2 separate regions of the Homo sapiens genome follow, and region 2 is linked to region 1. A link is a contact called in ENCODE Hi-C data. All regions are on one chromosome and are shown on one strand. The core of a region is the stretch at or near the end of the contact, and the rest is flanking DNA. Distances in the headings are between cores, read along the strand shown. Region 1 holds the start of IARS1 (isoleucyl-tRNA synthetase 1). Region 2 holds the start of ZNF367 (zinc finger protein 367).

Region 1 (4,781 bases), core at 1-2,500:
CTATTCAGGAAGAATCATGTACCAGCGACCGGGCTATGGCAGCTGCTGAGGAGAAGCAGCCTCCATGCATAAATCACAGGATTGCTATGGCCCATCGAATCCACTGGAGAGCTGTCCATGCACAACAGCATCCAGCAACCACAGGGCAGGGACAGAGCAGGTTAACCTTGCACAACAACCTTGTTGTGCAGAGGGATGCCATCCCCTTTGCTTCCCTCTTATTATAATCCAGGCCCTTGACTCTTCGCTGCTCCACAACTCCTTCAGGTCACCTTAACCTCAACTTCCCGTTCAGCAATTTCGAGACCACCCTCCCTGATATTAACTACATATTATTCACATTACTTCATATTATTTTGCCTCAATATATTTTAGAAACGCACACTAAAACCATGTTTTGTTTAAAATTTCATAATTCCTTCCAGAATTGCTTCCCTTTTAAACTACTGTATTAGTGGTTCCAATATTCTTCCCATTACTTAGGCATGACATTTTTGAGTCACCCCTGACACTACTCAGAAGATACACACAACCAATTAATCATCAAGTCATGTGGATCCTACCTATAAGCCTATTTCTGTTCCCCCTTTTCATTCTCCTCTAAATCCATTTCTGTTTCTCCTTTTATTCTCAGGTCTTCATAATCTATTAAGTCAAATGTAACCTGAAAGTGGGACCGTCTCAAACGTTTCCTCAATTTAGTTATATCCTATTAACATAGACTCCACAGGTATACTCATGCAAATGTACAAAATGTGTATACAATGACATTCACCGAATAATTGTTTCTCCAGGCAAATAACTGAAAACAATCTAAATATTCATGGTGACTGAAGTAAATTACGGTACATCAATAAAATAAGTATCTCGCAGCCATTGAAGGTAATAAATTAAGACATATAAAAATACGTATTGCCTATACATAAAGTCACAGCTATATCAATTTATACTATGTATATCATTTTAAAAAGATTTTACTCATTTCAAACACTACCTCATTCAAAAAGGCGACCATAAATTCCTGAGGCTGGAAACGAACGAACGGCAAGCCCCGAAGAAACACGCTCTTTTAAAAATTAAATCTTGTGCTACTGTTTCGGGGTTGTAACGCGTGCGTGACCCTCGTCTTTGAGGGCCGGATCCTGCAGGGAAGAGAGGGCGTACCTGAGGGGCCTCGCGTGCCTGGACAGCCCCGCGGGCCAGCAAGCCTAAAAGCAACTCATCCGGCGTCCACGCTGCAACCGGGCGCACGGAGGTGATGCAACGCGCTGAAAATGCGGGATCCAGTGAAGGAGACAGGCTCCGCACCGGCCAATCAGTGCGCGCTGCCTGACACCTGCCAACAAGCCAGGCGCCGATTGGTCGCGCCGGACATGATTGCGCCCACTGGCTCGGATGGTGCGACAGTGGTGCTTGCTGGTTTTGCGCCTCCACGTGGAAAACGAACCAGCGCTGAGGGCGGCGCTGTGCGTGCTGCTTGTATCCGTTGCAGTAGTGTAGACCGAGGTCTCACTCGGGTTGTGGGCACCTCCGGGTAGGTGACGGCCCACTGGGAAGGGGCGCCGAGGTCGGGGCTCATGTTCTTCATCTTGTTTGCTTTTGTCAGTATTTATCTGACTGGACACTTCGTACCTAAATTGATAACGACAAACAGCAACTTCCGGAGAGGTGGCTTTAATAATTATACTTTTGGGCCCTGAGCCGCCGACCCCAAAGCCGCTTCTCCTATCATAAATGGCTACGTGAAACGATAATAACAAAAGGGAAGGAAGGGTCTGACAACCAGATTTAAAAGTTTTATTGTATTTTACTTAAAATGTTTCCGGTAATGAAAACATTGCACAAACGATTTTTTTTTCTTTTTTTGAGAAGCGGTCTCATTCTGTCGCCCAGGCTGGAGTGCAGTGGCACGGTCATGGCTCACTGCAGCCTCAACCTCCCCGGATCAGATGATCCTCGCACCTCATCCCTGGCCAAGTAGCTGGGACTACAGGCTAGCGCCACCACGCCCGGCTAATTTTTGTATTTTCTGTAGCAACGGGGTCTTGCTATGTTGCCTAGGCTGCTGTCAAACTCGTGGGCTCAAGCGATCTGCTTGCCTTAGCCTCCTTAACTGTTGGGATTACAGGCATGAGCCACTGCACCCGGCCTGCATACTTATTATCATTGCTATGAGTCGGCTTGGTACCTTACTGATCTGCTGGTTAAAATCTGGAGCCTTGCAAAGGGCAGTAGGCCTCGGGCTTTGGCCCCAGAGCCTCTAAAGGAAATTCTGGATCTTGCCAAATTGGGAGTAGTTCCGTAGCTGCCTATTGTATCCGTTAGAGGGATATAAAAAATTTATCTGGCCTAGAATAGGTAGAATGCAGTTTCTTATTAAGTTTAGGAACATTTTGATAGTCTGTTCAGCATATATTTAACTTTACTTACCGTCTTGGCCCTGTGTGAAGGATTAAAGTGGTTTCATGTCCTCCATCATGGGTAACTCAGTGTTCTGACTATACTCACATAACGTACATAATTTAATAGCTGCAAATCTTGTTAATTAACTGAAAGTATTTGGAATGTGTTTGAAGTTTTCACATTCCTCACGTTGCCACCTTGTTCAGTTCATTTTTGTCACCTATCCAGAGAGCCCAGATAGAGCCAGACAGAGGGCTCCTGGACAAAGGTGAGGTAGGCCAAGTCTAATTATTTAAAAATTTGATTGAGAAACATTTATATTAATAGTACTGTTGTGTTGGAAATAATGCTCAAAATCCTAAGGAAATTGAACATTCAAACAAAGGATTTTCAGCAAAGCAATTTTACTTCTGCGCAGAGGGGTGCTTCTCCTTGGCCAGTCACCATGAGAGCACACCAGAACAAAGGGGCACGAGAACCTTTATCCCTGACACAAACCCTGCCCCTGTACCCTTTCTCCATTGGCCGGAGTTGGGCCTCACAATCTAAAATAACCACAGTTGGCTAAACATTTTAACTTTCTTTAGATAAGGTGGGCACGTAAGAGAGAGGGGAAAGGGGGAAGGGCTGTCTGTAATGAGCTAGAGAGCTAGTCTTCTCTTCGGATAAGGAATACGAGCTGGTACTGATAACGCCTGGTACTGTGGCCTGTCTAGGCATGTAACAAAGGCAGAAAGGAAAGAGGAGAAAAAGGGAAGAGGGGGGCACTGTGAATTAAAGAATAAAGGATTGATCAGGCTATTTGAAGAGAAACCTCATCATGTCCCACAGTTGGAAGGTATGGGAAGACTAAGTCTAGAAAAAGTTAAGCAAATGAAAAAATTCCAGCAAAAAAGTTAACTGTAGTCAAAATATATTACTTGGACTGAAGAGGTGAATAATTTTTTCACCTTTTCAGAATATGTAGTGTCTGGAAGTGAAAAACCAAGAAATCAGAGCATAAGCATGTTAGGTAGAAACATGGAGGTAAATACTAGAGAAATTAAATTGCTGAAGGTGGTTTCATCTGGGGAGCAGGAACTGGGGGGTGGGCAAGGCTACTTGATGTTACTTATTTGTCTGCTTGTGAAACATGTGCCGGATTTAAATTACGGCCACACATTCTGACACTCCTCCCACTAAGAAGTGAGGATCTGTGTCCCCTCCCTTTCAGTCTGGTTGGGCTGTGTGTCAGTTTAAACCTGTAGAATACAGTGAAGTGACTGAGCCGGTTTCTGGGCCAGGCCTTAAGAGACAGGCAGCATCTGCTTCCTGCCTCTGAGAACACTTGCTCCTAGAGCTTTTTTGCTATGCTGTAAGGAAGCCCATGAACAGGCACTGAGTGGGCCATCTTAGAAACAGATCCCGTAGCCCTAGCTGAACCACCCCAGTGAAAGCACACAGCACAGATCAGCAGTCCCTAGTGAGTGTTGACCAAATTGCAGTATTTGTGCATAAAATAAATGATTGTTACTGAGATGATTTGCTATGCAGCAATAGAAAATAAGGTACAAATGTGATCTACATCAAGAGAAGGTAGAAAGTGTGAATTATTTATCCTGCTGCTTAGTTGTCCACACTCTCCTTGAAGTCTGAAGTTTTGGAAACCTAGGAATCCAGAATTACTCTTCAAGTTATTTAGTTCCTTGGACCCTTACTAAAAAAACATAGAGCATAAGCCCTAGGGTCATAATGGTTAACACACCAGATGAAATCCCAACAGTTAAGAGTTTATATTCAGCATAGGTAAATCAATAAATACTAATTTTAGGTACACACATCATGGCTTAATGATAGTCCCTTGGAACTATATAATACTATTTCTTTTTTTTTTTTTTTTTAAGATGGAGTCTCACTCTGTTACCCAGGCTGGAGTGCAGCAACATGATCTCAGCACTGCAACCTCTGCCTCCTGGGTTCAAGTGATTCTCCTGTATCAGCCTCCCTAGCAGCTGGGATTACAGGTGTGAGCCACCACACCCAGCTAATTTTTGCATTTTTAGTAGAGATGGGGTTTCACCATGTTGGCCAGGCTGGTCTTGAAATCCTGACCTCCTCATGATCCGCCCGCCTTGGCCTCCCAAAGTACTGAGATTACAGGTGTGCGCCATCACGCCCGGCCTATGTAATACTATTTCATACAGAGCCCATTTTGATAGGAGACGTATGTCTTGAAATCTAGGCAGGTTGGTTTATTTAATGTAATGTTAAATCTGTTTCCCTATTTGGGCTCAGGGTCCTGACTCCTAATTGTGACTACCTATCTTTCAGGCACTTGGTATTTTTCATAAGCTTTTAGTCTAACTAGAATTTTGGGATTGGTGTACATCTAGATGTTG
Region 2 (4,781 bases), core at 847-3,346, 4.1 Mb after region 1:
GACGGGGTTTCACCGTGTTAGCCAGGATGGTCTTGATCTCCTGACCTCGTGATCCGCCCGCCTCTGCCTCGCAAAGTTCTGGGATTACAGGCGTGAGCCACCGCACCCGGCCCAGGTTCTGTTCTTTCAAATGTTTACTGAGGTGCAGTTTCAAGAGCTGAAGTGTATAAAAACCTATAGTTTTATAACCTTATAATTATTTAATAATAATGCCACATAAAATATATCAATTTCCTCAAAACCCAAACAATGTAGTTTCAACATCCTTGTGACTGCATGTAAAATGATCAAACTCGTTTCAACTTATACATTATGTGCTGATACAGATGCAGTTATCCACTATGTGATTTACTTGTTATCTCTTGCAAATTGCTTATCTTATACAGCCACTTAACAAATGGAACCTGGATATTACCCTTCTGTTAGCACCATTCATTCATTACACAAATATTTTTTGAGCACCTTTATTGAGCATTTACAGAATGTAAGGTAGTAAAGTCATATAGTCTTCTAGATAGAAATACTCCTGGCTCACCTGGAGCTTACAGTCTACAGAGTTCAGTATAAGTCAGCAGAAAGTCACCCCAAACACATGCAGGACTAAAAGCCACAAAACCTCGACCTAGTCCCCGCTCTTCCACTACTGAGCTGTGCCATCGTGGGAAGGTCGCCTCACTAATCACTGTAAGCCCCAGCTGCCTGATCTGTAAAATAGGTTTGAACCAGTGGTAACGACCTTCCCAGCTTTAAGCAGTCGGAGACTGCAAGCAATTTTAGCGTCCCATTCCACTATGTGCTCTCAACACCTAGCAAGTAGTATGCTGGATAAATGAAAGGCAGCGAAGGCACAACTTCAGCCGCAGAACAGGCCCAGAAGTCCTTTCTTGCTCTTCGGCTGTCTCTGCAGGGCATCTTTTAACAGGGCGAGGGCGATCTGCAGTAATGGAGCAAACACTGTGCGCTCCCTGCCCTCTCGCAGTCGGTGGAACAACTCAAGGCCCTCATCCCTCTCGTTTCCTCTCGGAACTGAGGACTCGGCAGCCCGCCGGGAGGATGTCAGTGGCCGTTGACCCGGCCTCCCCAGCGACCCCGGGCCGCGCTCCCGCCCACTGCACCTGCCGCAAGGACGGTCTCCCGCGCCGCTCCCGCCTGTCACGTGACAGGCCCCCCCCGACTGGGGCCGGTTTTTGGCGCGCGGCAGTGACGTCAGCATCCTGTCAGCCGCAGCCCCCGCCGTAGCCGGATCGACCTCGCGTTTTCAACTCCGCCCCGCCCGCCGCACCGTTAACGGGCCCCGGCTGCCCCACGTCCCGCCCGCCCGCCCGCCCGCGCCGCTCACCTTGAGGTGGCCGCTGTCTGGGCTGCTCGCTTCCTCCTCGTCCTCACCTCCCGAGGCGGCGGCGGAGGCCGAGGCGGCGGGCGGGGGCGCGCCCCGGCCACGAAGCCCCGAGTGCTCGGCGGCTGCGGCTGCAGGCAGGGCGGCCGAGGCGGCGGCCCCCGCGGCCCCAGGGCTGAGCGTCACGTTGTGTGCGTTCTCGCCCCAGCGCCACGGGTACACCATGAAGTCGCTGAAGCCGGGGCTGGTGGGGATGAGCGGCGGCGGCGGCTCCGGCTCCCCTCCACCGCCGCACGTTGGCTTGATCGGGGTCGTCCTGATGACCGACACCAGCACCCGCTTCGGGGAGTCGTGGCAGAAGATGACGGGCGGCGGCGGCGGCGGCGGGTTCTCCGCCATGGGCGCCTCGAAGCCCCGGATCATCGCCCGGCCCGACCCCCAGCTCCGGCGGCCCCGGGCCGCACTCCTGAGCACCGCTCTGCCCCTCACTCGCTCTGCTCCGAGTCGCAGGCTCAGTCCTGCCGGCTCATGGCAGACTGACGTTTCCCGGAATCCTGCGCAGCAGCCACCTAACTAGTTGAGCAGACGGCACCGGCGGGCAGGGCTGGACCCCAGCCCCAGGTCAAGCGCGCCCTCCGCTCTTTGTACTCCGCAGCGCAGGCTGCAGGGGTGGGAAGCAGCGGGCGGCCCGGCCCTTGCGGTGACAGGAAAGCAGGACGCGCGGCGCTGAGCCCCCAAAAATAACAACCTGCCGCCGCGGTGCCTGCCCCGGCTTTTCCCGCGTTACATTTCGCGCCTGGGCGGAACCAGTCACCGCGAGGCCGCTGCCCGCTGGCCGCACCGGCGAGTGACAGGCGGCGCGAGCCAATGGCCAGGCCTGGCCTTCTTTCCAGCCGGCCGGGGCGGGGCCGGGTCTGCGCGCGGGTCCTTCCCACCTCGCCATTGGCCGCCGCTCTTATATTTTTTTCTGTCTGGAGGGCCAACAGCGTTCGAAACTCCAGTGGAGCGCGCGGCGTCTCCACTCGCCCGGACACACCCGCCTGCCGCCCCGCCCCGCCGTCCCTCCGCGTGGTTAGTCCGGGCCAGGGAGACAAGGGCGGCGGGGAGGGCGGCAAGAGGGCGGCTGATTGGACAGCGGCGGGGCGGGGTCGGGGGGGGTGGTGATCGTTGGGCGGTGGAGGCGCGCGCCCCGCTCGGCCCCGCCCGCCGTTGGTTGTTGGGCCGCGGTTCCCGCGCGCAGGGAGTTTAAAGGGCTGGGGCCCCGCCGCCCGCCCCGCCCTCGGTCCCACCACCCGCCCGGCGGCTGGAGTCTCTGCTGCCCGAGGTCCTGATGGGCACCCGGCGTGCCTGGTTTCTTAATCGAGTTCCGTCTGCTCAGCTGTTGCACGCTCTGTGAACCAGCCCTGTCAGCACCGCCCTGACTCCTCCGGGCCGATTGTGGGCCTCCGGTTCCCCATCTGTGGAAAGGGGAGAGTCCAGGAAGTGGCCTCCGAAGTCCCTGCGGGCCGCTCGCGGCGCGGAGGCCACAAGAGCCGGGCGAGAGTAGACACTCTCACCCTGGACTGATGCCCCGAAGTTGCCTCGGGGATCTCCCCACCCCGGCGACCCCGCTCTACCGAGCGGCTGCTCCGGGAGTCGGGGCAGCGCCCTACTTTGCTCGGCCCCCACCTGCCCCGGCCGCGTCCTAGTACTCGCGCCGGGACGCGCGGAGCCCCAACGTCCTCTGCCCGCCCCGCCCCAGCCCCGCCTGGCTGGCGCCGACCGCGGCCCGGGTGGGGCTCGCAGGCTGCAGAGGAAGGACCGGGCGGAGGGGTTGCCCGGCTTCCTACCCGCTAGATGTGGCCTGGGGAGCTGCGTTTTGTTCTTGGGAATACAGATTCCCAGGCACCGCCTGATTCGCGGTAGGGGCTCAATAAATATTTGCTGAATGGATGAATGAATATCCATTGGTTAAGGGTTAGGATTGGTAATTAAGTTAGAACACGACTGTATAATAACAGATAACTAAGCTGAATAGCTTTTCTCTCTGTGAAAGACACACAAATGCACAGCTATGACTAAATTAAGCCACAATTGTTTAAAAACAAATAAAGGAAACTGTACTGATATGAACAATTTCAAAAATGTATTTTTATTTTAAAAGGCAAAACAAGCAATAGTGTGATTTTATGTAAAATTGTTAAAGTGGGGAAAATACGTTTTTACTTTTAGACGTACATAAAATATCTGGCAAGATGCAAAAGAAACATGGATCATGGAGGGAAATTGTGTGGCTGGGAACAGAAGTGAAAAGATTTCAAGAAATACAATATATAACTATCTTTTGAACTTTGAACCAAGTGAAAGTATCCTTTTAAGAAATGAAACAGTATATAGCCTCCATTTTCTGGAGGCCTACTACAAAAATAGCATATATGTACTGATACACAATAATACATATGGATGTTTCACAGTTCACTCAACAATTGGGTAAGGAAGATATTTTTCCCATTTTATAAATGAGAAAAGTTGAGGCTTGTACAAGATTACATAATAAATCCTTTGGAAGAATAAGTCTGTACTGCCTGTGGATTATATTCAGTGTCTGCTGAGCAAAAGGAGGAAAAGGCTGAAAAATGGGACTCACACATTTCTCGGTCCCGTTTCTCATATTCCAAAACTTTCAGGGTTTAGGGGCAAATTTCATATTGTAATGGTTGATCTAGAAAGTTGAAAGTTCAGCCCTACTTTCACCTAATTTAGTAAACATACATTTTGTTTTTACAGTTTAATACCAAAAAACATATTTTTCTGAATCAGTTGGAAGGGAAATGTTATCCATCTGTTTTATACTTGACAAGTAGTGTAAAGAAAAAAGTGATCTATCCATCATGGACACTCGAATTAGGGGTTGAGCAAAATCCAACAGATTAATCACCAACAAATAGTTACTGTTTAACATTCAGAGCATGCCCCAGAGGGCAAGATGAATCATCCAGCACAGGATGCTGACTTTCTGCTTCTAAAAATTGCCCTTCATCAACAGTAACCTGGCAACTCCACTTGCTCTCTTCCCCAAGAGAATGAAAGACATGCCAGGAATGTGTGAACTGGGCAGAAGGTGATTCCAGGAGCAAAGCTGAGGTCATACCAGATCTTTGCTTGTTTGGCTCCATTTTCATGCAATGAAGAAGCTGTCTGAAGTGTATGGATCATATTCCTGATGTCTTTGTTCTGTCTCAGATATTAACAGCCCATAATGTCAGAGGCCTGTGAACCAGAGCAACTCCATTTTAAAAAGGAGCTGGGTAAAATGAGGCTGAAACCTACTGGGCTGCATTCCCAGACGGTTAAGGCATTCTAAGTCACAGCATTAGATAGGAGGTCAGCACAAAATACAGGTCATAAACACATTGCTGATAAAACAGGTTGCAGTAAAGGAACCGGCCAAAACTCACCAAAACCA

Evidence for each region. A loop is a pair of places that touch in the nucleus more often than their neighbours do. Pooled maps may share reads with other maps.
Region 2: a loop to region 1 is called in a map of B cell, with 15 times the contacts of the local background. The contact joins the promoter of ZNF367 here to the promoter of IARS1 in region 1. A Hi-C loop is called at or near these places in 2 of 168 maps with a recorded cell type or tissue (B cell and CD4-positive, alpha-beta T cell) and 7 of 50 pooled maps.

What each region holds. Positions count from the first base shown.
Region 1 is chr9:92,292,447-92,297,227 of GRCh38, forward strand. IARS1 (isoleucyl-tRNA synthetase 1) reads right to left here and starts at 1,251. Exons shown (of 34, transcript NM_002161.6): 1 at 1,165-1,251. It overlaps MIR3651 (microRNA 3651), which reads right to left and starts at 101; the gene lies at 12-101. SNORA84 (small nucleolar RNA, H/ACA box 84) reads right to left here and starts at 147; the gene lies at 15-147. RefSeq lists an enhancer at 1,633-1,682.
Region 2 is chr9:96,416,274-96,421,054 of GRCh38, forward strand. ZNF367 (zinc finger protein 367) reads right to left here and starts at 2,097. Exons shown (of 5, transcript NM_153695.4): 1 at 1,340-2,097. The coding sequence starts at 1,759. RefSeq lists enhancers at 664-903, 2,378-2,911, 2,912-3,445, 3,962-4,781 and silencers at 1,264-1,503, 1,804-1,943, 2,054-2,713, 2,974-3,243.